2 separate regions of the Homo sapiens genome follow, and region 2 is linked to region 1. A link is an interaction called in ENCODE POLR2A ChIA-PET data of the cell type or tissue named here. Cell type or tissue: PC-9. All regions are shown on one strand.

Evidence for each region. Peaks named below come from ENCODE experiments on the same cell type or tissue, not always from the same donor. Only the 100,000 strongest peaks of a DNase experiment are listed, where the experiment ranks them.
Region 2: POLR2A ChIA-PET joins it to region 1 with 14 read pairs; 2 of 35 experiments call an interaction of 5 or more read pairs at or near these places.

Annotation. Positions count from the first base shown.
Region 1 is chr17:79,927,342-79,935,341 of GRCh38, forward strand. It overlaps TBC1D16 (TBC1 domain family member 16), which reads right to left. Exons shown (of 12, transcript NM_019020.4): 12 at 5,002-8,000. Among named protein-coding and RNA genes, the nearest start is that of LINC01979, 4.6 kb to the left of the region's middle. RefSeq lists an enhancer at 4,171-4,390. In PC-9, no CTCF peak of the experiment used is centred here; a DNase peak (open chromatin) is centred at 6,710.
Region 2 is chr17:80,161,699-80,169,698 of GRCh38, forward strand. No RefSeq gene overlaps it. Among named protein-coding and RNA genes, the nearest start is that of CARD14, 4.3 kb to the right of the region's middle. RefSeq lists a silencer at 1,732-2,026. In PC-9, no CTCF peak of the experiment used is centred here; a DNase peak (open chromatin) is centred at 4,923.

The DNA of each region.
Region 1 (8,000 bases):
TTCGTGCGACGTTCCTTCATTCAGGCAATATTTGCTGAGCATCCAGGAGGCCCCCGTTTATTCATTTATCATCCAGCAAACACCGCGAGGCGGCTGCCAGCTGGGGCCGGGCTCGGTGCGGGCTCCCGGGTGGGGGCGGGCATCACGGGGCACTGCGTGGCGGATGTGGGGAGGGTCGTGATGGGGAGGGACGTGCTAGGTGTGCACAGAGATGCTGGGGTGCAGGAGCGGGTGTCTCTCTGAGCACATGGCCCGGAAACTGAGGGCTGTGGGTGCACTAATGTGGGGGAGAGACCAACTTCCTTTCACTGGAGCCCTCAAAGTTTCTGGCAGGGATAACCAGGATCCTAGCGTCTGACACTAAGTTCAGGGAGGTCACAGGACGTGCTGGAACCAGGAGTTCAGGGTTCAAGCCCAGGCCTTTCTCCTCATATTGAACGGGCCTCTCCTGGTACCATGGGGTGCCCTTGATCCAAAGCCCCCAGTGAGGAACATCTCACGGTATGTGGGGATGGGCCTTTGCCATAGCAGCCCATGCAAGGCCTTGGGGCCAGAGCCAGCCCCGCAGGGACCCTCCTTGCACTATTCTTCACATACACCATTGAGGACAAGAGGAAGGGACACCCCTGGCCTGGCCATGTGGTGACAGCTCCCTGTGCATTGACCCCCAGGGGTGCTGCGATCTAGGAGTGGCCATGAGACGAGGGGGAGGGAGACACTTTCCCGATGGTGTGGCGGGCAGGTCTGGCAGGCAGGGTTAGGCGGGGTCGTGGAAGAGGCTGTCCTGGCCCAGAGGCTGCCAGGCCTGGCCTGGGGCTGGCTCCTCTTCCAGGAAAGGTGTGAGGCCTCTTGTGGCTCAGCACTTTGGAAAGTCAGCCAAGTTCTAAGCTTACAGGTGCATGAAGGTTCCATGTCTGTGGTTTCAAGAACATAAAAGTGGGGTGGGAGGCCCTGGGAGGTGGTCCTGTGTGGGGGCAGCCAAGTAGGGGGCGTGGGATGGGGAATGAGGTAGGGGATGGAGTAAGATGTGGGAGAAGTGAAGTGGGGGTGAAATGGGGAAGTGGGAGTGGGAGGGGAGGAAGGGGCAGGTGCTGGGAAGTTGGCCCTTGTGGCCCTAATCTGTCTGTGACAGCTTCCGCTCCTACCCATCCACAGGGACAAGAACAAGTATCCCCTTCCCCAGCCTGCTCCCTCTTAAAAAAAAATCCTCTTCCTATTTAGTATGCAACAGGTGCTCAATGTGTGCTCCTACCGTTCTCCAGGAAAGGAGGGAGCTAAGCAGGACACAGCCCAGAGCTCAGCACTCCCCTAGCCTCCCACCCTCACCTCCCAAGGCAAGGGCCAAACCCAACGGTCTGGCTGGGGACCCCCACCAGCCTCCCCCACCATGGATGGAGGTGGCACGTCTTGAGGCCCAGAGGGGGCAGACATGACGTCCAAGGCTACACAGTGAGTCTAGACCACATGGCCTGCTCCTCACGCCCTGGAGAAAGAAAAGGCAGCCCAAAGCAGGGAGGGTCATGCCCCACCTGGAGTGGGCCTTGATGACCTTGACGTCCCCTTCCCACCTTGAAATATTTAACAATTCTTCCGGAGTTTCCCCAAGGAGGCCTATTCACACAGGCGGGCCATCTGATGATCTGCCCCTGGGGGGTTTCTCCTGCAGCCACCTGGGAGGGGCGTGGCACTGGACAGGGAGGTCCCTTTACCCCACACAAGAAGGAAGAGCCGAGTAACCCACCCTGACGGGCAGTCCCTCCACTGGGAGCTGGGGCCAGGGTCTGGGCGAGGGGCTGGAGTCAGACTGTGGGAGCACGGAGCCCAGGATCTGAGCCTGCCCGCAGGCTGCCTGTCTTCTGGTCTCTCTCCTCCTGCTCCAGCTTGGCCGAGCCAAGCTGCCGAAGGCCAAAGAGCAGCATGAACTCCTAAGAGTGACCCAAATAAACCTTCTTTTCAAGAAAAACAGGCCCTGCAAGCCTGTGGGTCCCCATGACAAGGGATCCATCAGGCAGACAGACTGCACTTCGGTTCGGTTGGTGAGGACTCTGTCCCACTCCGCCAGCAGCTCCCAGCCTGCTGGGCCCTGGCCCTGGTGGTCACCGCTGTGGCTTCCTGCACCCCCGCCCCGTAGAGAGCTGCAGGGAGCCCGGGGTGCTGCTGCTCTTCTGAGGCGGGAGGGTCTCCTGCCTTTGCTCAGGTTTTATAGAGAGAGGGTGGGCTGGACAGGGACAGACAGGGGCTGGCGGCTGAGGGTGAGGGTGGAGGGAGTGGTGCGGTGTCCCGGCTACAGGCGGGCTCTAGGGCTGGGCTGGGTGAGGGCTTGGGCAGGGTGGGTGGAAGGCTCAGAGGGGCCTGGGGCCAGGGCCCGGTGGGTCCTTCGCTGCCCTGGTTGGGGTGGGGTGGGTCACTGCAGGGAATTACAGCAAGTGGGAGGCTCCAGGAGGTGGGGAGTTTCCTCCGACTTTTGGGACTCTGAGGCTCGGCCTCCTCTTGCACGTTCTCCAGCCTCCTCGTCACCGCCACCAGGTTACTACCTTTACCCGACGCACACCTGACGTGGCTGGATGACTGGGCCCGGGGGCTGCTGCCCCTTCTCGCACCCCGCCCCTCCCCTCCCCTCCCCTCTCCTCTCCCCTCCCCTCCCCTCCCCTCCCCTCTCCTCTCCTCCCCTCCCCTCTCCTCTCCTCCCCTCCCCTCCTCTCCCCTCCTCTCCCCTCCTCTCTTCTCCTCTCCTCTCCTTCTGTGCCCGTCTCCAGCCCTCTCCCGTTCTGCGCGCCCCTCCTTCCCCGACTTGGGCAGAACCGCACGCAGCGGCTCGGAGGCCAGGCGTGTGCCGGGCGGGATCGCGCGCCCGCTGGGGTGAAATCAAAAGAAAAGCAACAAAGCCCCTTCCGCGGAAAATGGGGTGGATGTGAGCGGCGCCGGCCTCTTCCTGCTGGAATGGGAATTAGCGGCGAGGATTATTTTGAGGACGCGAGGTCCCTTTGTGCCCAAATGCGCCTCCTCCTGCCCGGCTCGGTGGGGTTCGCGGCGCACGGACCCCGCCCCCAAGGCCTCAGGTGGGCCGGGGGCTCCGGGAGGCCTCCGCCGCCCTCCGTCCCAGGAGAGCAGTTCCCGGTGAGAAGCCCGGGCTCTGCAGACACCCCACAGCAGTTCTGCGTCTCGGAAAACGCGGCGCCTTCATCAGGACCGCACGAAGGAGGGGGTGGGGAGGCGGGTCCAGCCTCGCGAGGAGCCGGCCGGGGTCTGGGGGGCCGTGGCAGAGGGGAGTCCCGCTTTCTGTCTAAGCCTCCCTGTGCCAAGTAGGCCCGAACCCCACCTTTGGAACCTGCTTTCTAGAAAGGACAGCACCCCAGGGGGCCCGTGCCGTGGGCATGGCAGCCTCTCAGGTCGTGGGGAGGGGAGGGGACACTTTGGGGAAGCCACAGGGGGTCTCTAGGTATCTCTGGGATGCTTTCTGGTGGGGTGTTTCCTCTAATCAAAACCATCGTGGGCCAGATTCTGGGGAGCTGGCAGCCCCCCCACACAAACAGACCTTGGTGTCCTGGATCAGCTTCAGGTACCTGATGGGGTGAGAGGATCGGTGCAGAGGCTCAGAGGCCAGGCCAGTTTGGTGACCCATCAGCTGAATTTCAGACTCCGGGTCCCCAGCCCCTTCAGAGACACTGGGACCGCTTTGGGGCTGCCCTGAAGGCTCCAGAGGGTGGAGGGGAAGGGCATGGTGCTTTTGCTAACACTCTCACGTCCCCTGGGAGCAGGTGGGTGGCCACCCTGAGGCCACTGCACGGGGGAAGGGACAGAGAGAGGTGGGGTGGGGGAGGCGGAGGGGAAGCTGCAACCAGCTCCCGTGGGGCAGGGGGTCGGCGGGGGTTTGTCCCTGCTGTGGGCACCTGGAGCGACACCTGTGGGGGCAGCTCCTCATCTGACCTGCACTAACACTAATCTTTAGTCAGCTCCAGGGACTCACCCACCCTGAAAGACCCCATCCTCAACCCTATCAATAGCTCTAGTTGCATTTCCGGCAAAATCTGCAAGAGCTCGGTTCTTTGTCTAACCCTCCAGGGAAACAAACAGTTCACCTCCCCTGGAATGTCCTCATCCCCTTCCCGGGGTCCCAACACCCTCCCCAGCCCCCACCCTACTCCATCTCAGGCTGGCTGCCTCTGACCCTAAAAGTCCAATTCTGTTTGTCTGCCGGGTTGGGGCACTCATCTGTGGCCCAGCCAGGCAGAAAGACAGAGAACCGGGGGAAACTCCCGTCTACATGAATCATGGGGCAGAACCTGGGGATTTATCCAACAACCAAGAGGGCGCCTGGACTTTGAAGAAAGGCAGCACTTGCCCAGAGGAGACTGTTTCAGGAGCTAGACCCCACCCTGCTCTTGGGGTGGGTGGTGGCATTTCCCAGGGGGCACCTGGGCTCTTGCCTAGTGGTCTGGGGTCCCTGGTACTTTATTTCTAAAGTTGTCCACATCAGCAGGAGGTGAGTGGAATAGACAGTGGAGGCCAGGTACCTGGAAACTGCTCCAGGGGCTGTGGTGGGAGGGTGACCCAGGTGCCACCCACCTGAGATGTGGTCATGGTTGGTTTTGTCTGAGCTGGTTGTTTGCTTGCAGAGAGGGAACCCAAAGGTCACACCAGAAAGCAGGCTTCCAGTGCAGTGAAGGCGAGGGCTGGAAAGCCGCACCCACCCCCGCACCCACCCCTGCACTTGTGTAGTCCTCACGTGTCCTCTACATCCTGGGCCAGAGGGAGAGGCCCCTTCAGCAGCGGCTCTCCCAACAAAGAGGAAGGCCCCCACCAAGAGCACGCACTCAGAACCCCAGAGTTCTAGGAGGCAGAATGGATGGCACCAAGAGGTCAGCGGTCTAGAGTGGGTCTCCCAGAGCCCGCCCCGTGGCAGCACCTCATGTGACCACTGGCGCCTTTGCCCAGGTTCTCCACACTGGAAAAGTGGAGAATGGCTAGATGGTGCCCCCTCCAATAATCCACAAACCTGGGTGACACTTATTATCCTTCAGTCTTTATTTTAAATAAGGCCCCTGTCCTTTACCCTCCCAAAGTACTTTTAGACATTTTCCTTCTGCCCAGAATCCTCTGCCCGGTCCCCTGTAGCTAGTGTCCAGACACTGGTCACAGACCTCCACTGAGCCCAGTTAGAGCGCTGACCTCCCATCTCAGGACTTCTTGGCCCTTGCCCATTGCCATACTCTACTGTCAGATTTTAAAACTGCTAGACCATGTGCCAATTCACATTGACTTGTAGCCACTAGGACCCTGTGTCTTTTTCTATTGTGCTTGTTCATGGCCAGGAATCAACGAACTTTGGACAGACAATCAGTAGACTTTGGGTGTGGCCTTGGTGAAGGCTTCCCACTTTGGTGACTTGCATGTGCCCCTCTTTGTTGAGGGGGTTTTGAAGCAGCTTCTGCGTCATTGGGAGCTGGCTGCTGCGCCCAGCCTGAGGCCCTGGACCCCTTTTGCACCATCCTAATTTCAACATCCAGATGTCAATTCAGAAAATTATTATATCATTCTAATGACTCAAAACATAAAATCCCCTCTTTTGTCTCATGTTGAAGAGCTGATGACATCGGACCTATCAGGTCAGACTTATTTTCCTAGTCAGAGACTGAATGGCATATTTTCAAAGCACTTCGTCTAAATTGCATGGCACACACCCCAGGAGCCCAAAGATCTGGTTGTTCTCTTGAGATGCAGAGAGGAGGCCCACAGGTGGCGGAGGGGTGAAGGAGGAGGAGCCACCACTTCCGAAGCATCAGAATGTCAAAATCTAAGTTTTCCACGAGGTCAGCAGCAGGTGTCTCCTGGTCTGGAGAGGGCATGGAAGTGGCCACAGGTCTGGACTTCTCTGGGTGGATGTGAGGGAGGGTGATTGAACTGGAGGAGGGGGCTGGCTTGAGACCTTCCTGTTCTATGTTGGGGGGGATACTGAGGGTCCGTCTCACTGGGACGAAGAGGGGGCACAGATGCAGGTATGCCCAGGTACCTGAGTCCCAGCCAAAGCGGCAAAGCCAGACCTCCCGGGATTCCTTGAGTTTGGACAAAGGGTGTCCCGACGACGATAAAGAGCCAGGAGCAGAGAGCCCTGCATCTTGCCTGGGGCCCCTTGTATCTCTGGCTCATGGCCTGTCCTGGGCACGGGGAGGAAGGGAGACACCCGTAATAATAACAGAGACCGCACTGGACTATGGGGGATCACAATGGGTTTCAGTTTGATTGAGAGAAAATAAGGTAAGGGACACGTGCTCGCCTGAGTCTCTGGAGTAAGAGTCACGCCTTGGAGAAGGAGGGCAGCCAAAGGCCACGCAGAAATTGGGGGTTCAAGGTTTGCCCAGCCGGCCCCAAAGGTGTGGGGGTCCACATGGCCTCACCCAGGGGCCAGTGGGGTGGCTTTGCTCATTTGAGGGTGTGCAGGGTACATATGTGTCTGCCCCGGGAATCCAAGTAGCCCCAGTGCGCTCCTGCCTTGCTTCCCTAGAGCGAGCCCACGGTACCATAGTCCTCGTGGGATGAATGCATGAATGATGTGGAAGGAGCCAGAACAGGGCTGCAGACAGGATGCTCTCTCATAGAAGGACCCCAGAGAACTTCCCCTCTGGAGCCTGTGCGGCTGGTTGAGTGTAAACGCTGAGTCATGCTCGCTGCCCAGCTGTGTGGCAAGGGCACTCCCTAGGCACTGAGCAGCCACCGCCAGCCCTGAGGGCTGCGGGACAACAGAGAGCCGGGCCTGCCCGAGGCACGGCCCCTGAAAAGTGTGGCCCGCCAGGTGGCACCTATGTTCTCTTGCCCGGCGTGGGTGACTACACAGTTGTCATTTACGGGGGAAGTAGGGCACAGCAGAGGTGAACATGAGGATGATGCTGCGTCTGGGCTGTATCCAGGGAACCAGCTGCCGGACAAATTGGAAGGGACCTTCTTGGCAGGACAGGTCCAGTTGGTGGCCTGAGGTGGGGTTGTGGTGGGCCTTGTCCCCCTGCAGGGCTGACCCGTGCAGGTGGGATCATCCTTCCTGAGGAGCTGCCCTGCCCAGTCCCGTTGCCTTGGAGGCGGTGACATCAGGGGCCCCTGAGCCACCAGGTTCCTCCATCTTCATGTGGCCACCACGGCTGTTGCAGAGTCCACGGTAAGAGCCAGGACGTGGCTTCCAGGCAGGATGGGGAAGCACCTCCCACTCCCACATGGACAAAGATTTCTTTAAACGGAGCCACCAGCCATGCCTGGTAGTGGGTGCCCTCCCTAGGCAGGCAGTGCTGGCTCTGCTCTTTCCTGGGGGAAGCCCACTGCTCCTCCTGGGGCCTAGTCCGTGGGACCTGCCCAGCCAGCCTTGGGAGGGGCACCCCTGGGCATGTGGAGAGGAGGTGATGAGGCGCTCAGATGTCGAGGCCAAGGCCAGGTAGGTGGCAGGTGAGACAGGCCCTTCAGACATGAGACCCGAGTGATGTAGATAAGAGGTATGTTCCCCTCCAGCCCCCGCCCCCAGGCAAAAGGGGAAAAGACACACAGAGAACAACAGAAAACAGTTGGAAACCCCAAAGGGCGCTTGATGAAGAGCTGGAGCTCCCCGCCCCCCGTGCTCCGGGAGGACCAGGAGACCTGCTCCATGGGCCAAACCGCCTTTGCCCATCCCTCCCCTGACCCCTGCTGCACGGTTCCAAGGGCTTGGTAGGGCAGCCTGAATTTTCCCTAACTCCCACTCCTAGGAAGGTCAAATTCACCTTGTTTGCCTCCTTAAAAATTCACAAATGCAGGACTGAGGCTTTTCCTGAAACCAGAGCCCCGGCAGCCAAGGCTCAATAAAATACTGTTTGTGTTTCCAGGCACTGGGGTGGGAGCGAGGCTCCCAGTTGCTCAGAGTTAACCGGCCCTTTCCCGAGTGAGACCCCGCGAGCACTCGTCAATTCTCCCATCACCCTCCATCGCCGCCTGCTGGGGGGGCCTGAGGTCCGGAGCTGCTCTTCCTCCTGGCAGCCCAGCCT
Region 2 (8,000 bases), 230 kb after region 1:
TCCTGGGTTCAAGTGATCCTCCTTTTGCAGCCTCCCAAAATTCTGGGGTTATAGGCATGAGCCACTGCACCCAGTTTGCATCCTGCTTTGACCAGCAGGGTCATTACCGGTGCTCAGAAAACAAATCCGGCTGATTTCCCACCTCATTGGTGCCCCAAACCATGCTTTTTGTCACCCCCTGTAGTAATAACCATTTTCTGTAAGCAACTGCCATCAGCCACCTCTAAAACTGTATCTCTTGCCTAGCCATTACGCAAACCACGGTCAAGTTTTCTCACAATACAGGGTCATTTTTGGTATCTCCGAAAAGCCAAAGAAATCGGGTAATACTGTGCAAAAGAGAGCGGAGCGTTAGACCTCAGGAGACTCTCCATGTGGTGCTTGAAACTCCACAAGGAAAGCAGAAGACCTCCAACCAACGGTGAGTGGCATCTTTTTTTTCTGAGTTCCTTAAGGGGTTTGGGTCATTAGAAATCTCTAGATCTCTTTACATGGTACTGAATATGGCAGCGGAAGCAGGAGTGGGGCGGAGTAAAAGTATATGGGAGAACAATTTTTTTTAAATGAAGTGAACAGAGGTGTCAGAGGCGTTCGAACCAGAGTGACTCCATCTTGAACAGGGTCTGGGTAAAATAAGGCTGAGGCCCACTGGGCTGCATTCCCAGGAGGTTAGGCACTCTTAGTCAGAGGATGAGATAGGAGGTTGGCACAAAATATAGGTCACAAAGACCTTGCTGATAAAACAGGATGCGATGAAGAAGCCAGCCGGAACCCACCAAAACCAGGATGGCGATGGAAGTGACCTCTGCCTGTCCTCGCTGCTCATTATATGCTAATTATAATGTGTTAGCATGCAAAAAGACACTCCTACCAGCGCCATGATGGTTTACAAATGCCATGGCAATGTCAGGAAGTTACCCCGTGTGGTCTAAAAAGAGAGGGAATCGGTCGGGTGTGGTGGCTCACGCCTGTAATCCCAGCACTTTGGGAGGCCGAGGTGGGCGAATCACTTGAGGCCAGGAGTTCGAGACCAGCCTGGCCAACGTGGTGAAACCCTGTTTCTACCAAAAATACAAAACTTAGCCAAGCATGGTGGTGCATGCCTTTAATCCCAGCTACTCAGGAGGCTGAGGCATGAGAATCGCTTCAACCCAGGAGGCGGAGCTCGCAGTGAGCTGAGATTGTGCCACTGTACTCCAGCCTGGTTGACAGAGTGAGACTCTGTCCCCCCTGCCCCCCAAAAAATCCTTTCAAATCTCTTGTTACCAGATTTTAGCTGGGCCAAACAGCTGATAATTCTTTTTGTATAAGACCCAGAACCATCCCAAAGACAGCTCAAAGAAAGTGAAGTTTCACTAGCCACAAGTGGAGTCTAACTCACATTTCTGTTCAGCTGTATTCTCTAGGGTCTCAGCTTCTCAGCTGACCACCTGCACATAAGGGTCCAAAAGCCCTGTGTCCCAAAGACAGAAGGCAGGAAATCAAAAGCTGTTCATGGAAGGGATAAGGATCAATAAATGGAAGCCAGTAGGGACTGATTCCCTGATCAGGAGGCAAACCCAAGCCGCAGTGAGAATTTTAAATACCAGACTCCAAAATGGAGTAGCTTCCATTGTTAATCCCACATGGAATCCAAAGTGTGCAGTTTGGTTGTTTTGTTTGTTTGTTTTTGTTTTTGTTTTAATTTTTTTAAGAGATAGGGTCTCACTGAGTAGCCCAGGCTGGAGTGAAGTGGTGCAATCATAGCTCACTGCAGCCTCAACCTCATGGGCTCCAGCGAAACGCCTCATCTTGTCTTTAACCTCCAAACTGGGCTTGTGCCAAGTTCACTTTGGGAGACATTTAGTTTGTGGTTTAAATGATAATAGCCCTTCTCCAAAACTAAACTGTCATCATAAGGCTAATGAAAGTCTACCAAGTTAGGACGATGAAAGGAGCCTGAGTTCTGCTGATGTGTACGCATAAATCTAAGATTGGCCTTTTGAGATGTCTTTTCAGGATTTTGCATTTCTTCTTCTTCTTCTTTTTTTTTTTTTTTTTTTTTTGAGATGGAGTTTTGCTCTTGTTGCCCAGGGTGGAGTGCAGTGGCCCGATCTTGGCTCACTGCAACCTCTGCCTCCCGGGTTCAAATGATTCTTCTGCCTCAGCCTCCAAAGTAGCTGGGATTACAGGCGTGTGCCACCACACCCAGCTAATTTTTTATTTTTTATTTTTAGTAGAGATGGGGTTTCACCATGTTGGCCAAGATGTTTTTGATTTCCCGACCTTGTGATCTGTCTGCCTTGGCCTCCCAAAGTGCTGGGATTACAGGCGTGAGCCACTGCGCCTGGCCAGGGTTTTGCATTTCTGATAGCTGATGGCTCCACCTGGACCTGCCAATGTGTCCTGTGGCCTCACCCAGAAGAAGACTGTCACCCCTGTCATTGCATCTGCAACCAACCAGCAGCACTCATTCCCAGGGCCCCCAAACTATCCTTGAAAACTCCTAGCCTCCGAATTCTGGGGAGGCTGGTTTGAGTCATAATAAAACTCCAGTCTCCTGTTCAGCCAGCTCTGCATGAATTAAACTCTTTCTCTATTTCGATTCCCCTGTCTTGATAAATTGGCTCTATCTGGGAAGTGGGATAAATGAACCCACTGCACGGTTACAATAGCAGCATTCACGAGAGCCCGATGGCCATGAACAGACAAATGAATCGACAACGCACGGCGTTCACACAATGGAATATGATATGGCCACATCCAGGACGAGGCACTGACACAGGCTATGACATGGAAGAGCCTCAAAACATCATGCAGAGGGGAAGACACCAATGCAAGAGGCCACATATTACACAACTCCACGTATATGAAATGTGCAGAACAGGCAAATCCAGAGATGGAAAGCAGATTGGTGGTTGCCTTGGACCAGGAGCTGCTTAACGGGTGTGTGGTTTCTTTTTGGGTGGTAAAAATGTTCCGAAACTAGATATAGTGGTCACACAATGTTGTATATTTACTAAATGCCACTGAATTGTGTTTTTTTGTTTGTTTATTTGACGGAGTCTCACTCTGTGACCCAGGCTGGAGTACAGTGGCGTGGTCTTGGCTCACTGCAACCTCCACATCCCAGGTTCAAGCAATTCTCCTGCCTCAGTCTCCCCAGTAGCTGGCATTACAGGCATGCACCACCACCCCTGGCTAATTTTTTTGTATTTTTATTAGAGACGGGGTTTTGCCATGTTGCCCAGGCTGGTCTCGAGCTCCTGAGCTCAGGCAATCCTCCCAGCTTGGCCTCCCAAAGTTCTAGTTCTAAGATAACAGGTGTGAGCCACCATGCCTGGCTTGAATTGTTCATTTTATTTTATTTTATTTTATTTTATTTTATTTTATTTATCTTTTTAAGACAGAGTTTCACTCTTGTCACCCTGGCTGGAGTGCGATGGTGAGATCTTGGCTCACTACAACCTCCACCTCTGGGGTTCATGCGATTCTCCTGTCTCAGCGTCCTGAGTAGCTGGGATTACAAGCACCTGCCACCAAGCCCAGCTAATTTTCATGTTTTTTTCTTTTTTTTTCTTTTTTTTTTTTTTTGAGACAGAGTCTAGCTCTCTCGCCCAGGCTGGAGTGCAGTGGCGCGATCTTGGCTCACTGCAAGCTCCGCCTCCCGGGTTCACGCCATTCTCCTGCCTCAGCCTCCCGAGTAGCTGGGACTATAGGTGCCCGCAACCATGCCCGGCTATTTTTTGTATTTTTAGTAGAGACGGGGTTTCACCGTGTTAGCCAGGATGGTCTCAATCTCCTGACCTCGTGATCCACCCACCTCAGCCTCCCAAAGTGCTGGGATTACAGGCGTGAGCCTCCGCACCCAGCTAATTTTTGTGTTTTTAGTAGAGATGGTTTCACCATGTTGGCCAGGCTGGTCTCGAACTTCTGACCTCAGGTATCTGCCCACCTTGGCCTCCTAGAGTGCTGGGATTATAGGTGTGAACCACCGCACCTGGCCTGAATTGTTCATTTTAAAAATGGTAATTTTGGCTGGCCATTGTGGCTCACACCTGTAATCCCAGGCCAAGGTGGGTGGATCACTTGAGGTCGGGAGTTCAAGACCAACCTTGGCAACATGGCAAGACCCCCATCTTTAGAAAAAATAAAATAAAATAATTAGCCAGGCATGGTGGCATGCACCTGTAATTCCAGTACTTTGAAAGACTGAGACAGGAGGATCGCTTGAGGCCAGGTATTTGAGACCAGCCTGGGCAATATGGCAAGACCCCATCTCTACAAAAAAAAATTTTTTTTAATTAGCTGAATGTGGTGGCACATGCCTGTAATCCCAACTACTTGGGAGGCTGAGGCAGGAGGATTACTTGAGCCTAGGAGTTTGAGGCTGAAGTGAGCTATGATCACACTACTGCAGTCCAGCCTGGGCAACAGAGCAAAACCCTGTATTTAAAAAAAATTTTTTTGTGGCCGGGCATGGTGGCTCACGCCTGTAATCCCAGCACTTTGGGAGGCCGAGGTGGGCGGATCATGAGGTCAGGAGATCGAGACCATCCTGGCTAACACGGCGAAACCCCATCTCTACTAAAAATACAAAAAATTAGCCGGGCGTGGTGGCGGGCGCCTGTAGTCCCAGCTACTCGGGAGGCTGAGGCAGGAGAATGGCGTGAACCCGGGAGGTGGGGCTTGCAGTGAGCTGAGATCGCGTCACTGCACTCCAGCCTGGGCGACAGAGCGAGACTCCGTATAAAAAAAAAAAAAAAATTTGTAAATGGTTAATTCTATGTTGTGTGAATTTCGCCTCAATATTTAAAATGAAAAAGAAAAAAGTCAATAGATGTGACTTAGCTGGGTTATATTTGAGGTGTCTAGACATCCAAGTGGAGCTGTCAGGTAGGCAGTTGTAAAACACAACAGGAGTGACCAGTTTTACCAGCTCTTATGGAAATAGCTGCTTCCTGCCATTCCCCACCCAGCCCACTGCACGCACTGTTGCGGCCCAGAGGTGGGCGTGAGGTCTCTGCTGCCACTCATCCTCATCCACAGCCAGCCACGCTGCAGAGCCACCCAGCCAGAGACACCTACTCTGGTCTCCAGCTAGGATGTTGAGGACCTGTTTCGAATGTCTTGGAAGAAGTCCTGGAATCCTCCCAGCCCCCAGGTACAAGAGTGAAGACGCATACGCTCCCTGTTTATACACCCTGACCCTTTATTTACATCCACCCATGGCAGGGGAGTCAGGTAGAGGCCCCCTTCCTCGATCAACCTAAACTCCTGATCTTGGGGTTTTCTTGTGAGGGTCTGATTTTTATTCTTCTAGGGCCTCACGCCTCCATCTTCTTCTGGTGCCAACATCATGATTTCAAGGCAAAGCTTTTCCCCAACTCCCTACCTTCTATGGATGAATAAAGTGCCCAGAGGAGGCCAGACATGGTGGCTCATGCCTGTAATCCCAGCACTTTGGGAGTCCAAGGTGGGCAGATCACTTGGGATCAGGAGTTTGAGACCAGCCTGGCCACCATGGTGAAACCCCGTCTCTACTAAAAATACAAAAATTAGCTGGGCATGGTGGCACATAGCTGTAATCCCAGCTACACGGGAGGCTGAGGCAGGAGAGTCGCTTGAACCTGGGAGGTGGAGGCTGCAGTGAGCTGAGGTCAAGCCACTGCACTCCAGCCTGGGTGACAGAGTGAGACTTGTCTCAAAAAAAAAAAAAAAGTGCCCAGAGGAGCTCTTCAGCTGGCCCAAGTCTGGCACATGTCCGTTTCTTCACTGATCACTGCCACGGGGCACAGAGCCCCTGGGTGGTGCTGTCCTGGTGCCTGCTGGCCCCTGTCCCCCAGGTCCCCCTTCTGAGTTTTTCCAGGGATACCCTAACCTAACCTGGCCAGATTACTAGAGGTGCTGCTTTATTGGCTCTGGATATGTGTATGCAGCTGCAATTCTGTGTGATATAGATGACCTGCCAGTGGGGCCCTCCTGAAGATGCCATAGTGATTAAGATACGTTTTGTTTTGTTTTGTTTGAGACAGGGTCTCCTTCTGTTGCCCAGGCTGGAGTGCAGTGGTGCAACCACGGCTCACTGCAGCGTCTACCTCCTGGGCTGAAGCGATCCTCCCACCTCAGCCTCCGGAGTAGCTGGGACCACAGGCATGTTGCACCATACCCGGCTTTTTTTTAAAATTATTTTTTGTAGAGACAGGGTCTTCCTGTGTTGCCCAGGCTGGTCTCGAACTCTTGGCCTCAAGCAATCCTCCCTCCTCAGCCTCTCAATGCACTGGGGTTACAGGCATGAGCCACTGCACCTAGCCTAAGATATGGTTTTTGACCTCAGAAAACACAGGGTCCTTCAGGGTTGTGGCTTCCTTGACTGTTTCTTTTTATTTTATTTTATTTTAGGTTCCGGGATACATGTGCAGAATGTGCAGGTTTGTTACATAAGTAGACATGTGCCATGGTGGTTTGCTACACCTGTCAACCCATCACCTAGGTTTTAAGCCCCACGTGCATTAGCTATTTGTCCTGATGCTCTCCCTCCACTCCCCCTACCATAGGCCCCAGTGTGTGTTGTTCCCCTCCCTGTGTCCATGTGTTCTCATTGTTCAGCTCCCACTTATGAGTGAGAACATGCAGTGTTTGGGTTTCTGTTCCCATGTTAGTTTGCTGAGAATGATGGCTTCCAGCTTCATCCATGTCTCTGCAAAGGCCCTTCATTCCTTTCTATGGCTGCACCTTGACTATTTCTATGGCTATTTCTGTTCTTAGGGAGGCTCCTCCCATCTCCAGTGCATTCTTCTGCCCCCCTCTTTTACTGGGAATGGCGGCATTTCTTTGCGTTTTCTGTAACTAGAATTCTCTGTGTGGCTGGCACAGTGTGATGAGCTGGCAAGCTTCCCCACTGTGGGGGAGGGCTTATCATGAGGTCTGCTGGAGGAAACTAAGAGAGCTGAGCCTTAGGGGCTTAAATGAACTGCCTGAGGGGAAGCTGACACCCAGTGGGGCTGTAACCCTGGTTGGAGAGTTCATGTCTGCACCTGGCCTCGGCCTGCGTTCTCACTTGCTCTGCCCAACTGGCTGTGCCTTCAGCCGGCTCATCACCAGGAGATTTGGGTTGGAGCTACTGCTCAGCCACCATGAGCTACATGACCTTGAAGGCCGATCTTTGATTGTCCGCAGGATAATCCTGAAGGTTCTCAGGCCATGGACCTGTGAATTTCCCTTCTTTCAGTGTCTGCATCATTGGGAACCAAGCCCCTAACCAATGTTTATTCATTCGCTCAACCAATATTTGTGGAATATCACAGCCCTAGGGGTGGGGACACAGCAGGGAACAAGAAAGACAAGAATTATTGTCCTCAGTAGGTTACTGTGGAGTGGGGAGGCTGGCAGGAAGCCACGTAACTAGAATACACGTTAGGTCAAGGCAGTATTCCCACAGAGAAGATGGAACAGGGAAGGGGAGTGAAGGCCAGGATGGGAGGTCTACGGACTTAAGTAGGATGATCTGGGAAGTAGCATTTGAGTAGAGTCTGGAAGGAGGGATGGGAAAGAGTGTTCCAGGCAGTGGGAACAGCAGGTGCAAAGGCCCTGGGGCAGAAGTGTGCCTGGACTGTCAAGACTGTTGGGCTGTGTGTCTGGAGCAGGTAAAAGAGAGATAAGGTCAGCAAGGACCTGATAAGCAGAGCCTCATGGTCACGCTGAGGACTCCAGGACCTGTACACCGAAGGGAATGACAGGAGCTGACTCATGCCCTAGCAGGACTTCTCTGTCTGCTGTGTTGAGCGCTGGTGATGGGGGCGTGGGAAGAAGTTAGGAGCCATTACAGAGGTCCCGGTGGGCCATGATCAGGACACCACAATGCAGGTGGTGAGAATGGATCGGATTCTAGACATATCTCAAGGTGGAGGACCAAGACTTTCATCTAAATCTAAACAATAGTTATGAAATGTTAACTTGAGATGGATCTATTGGAATTATTCAGATACTTCCAATAATGGATCATGAGAACCAAGAAAGGC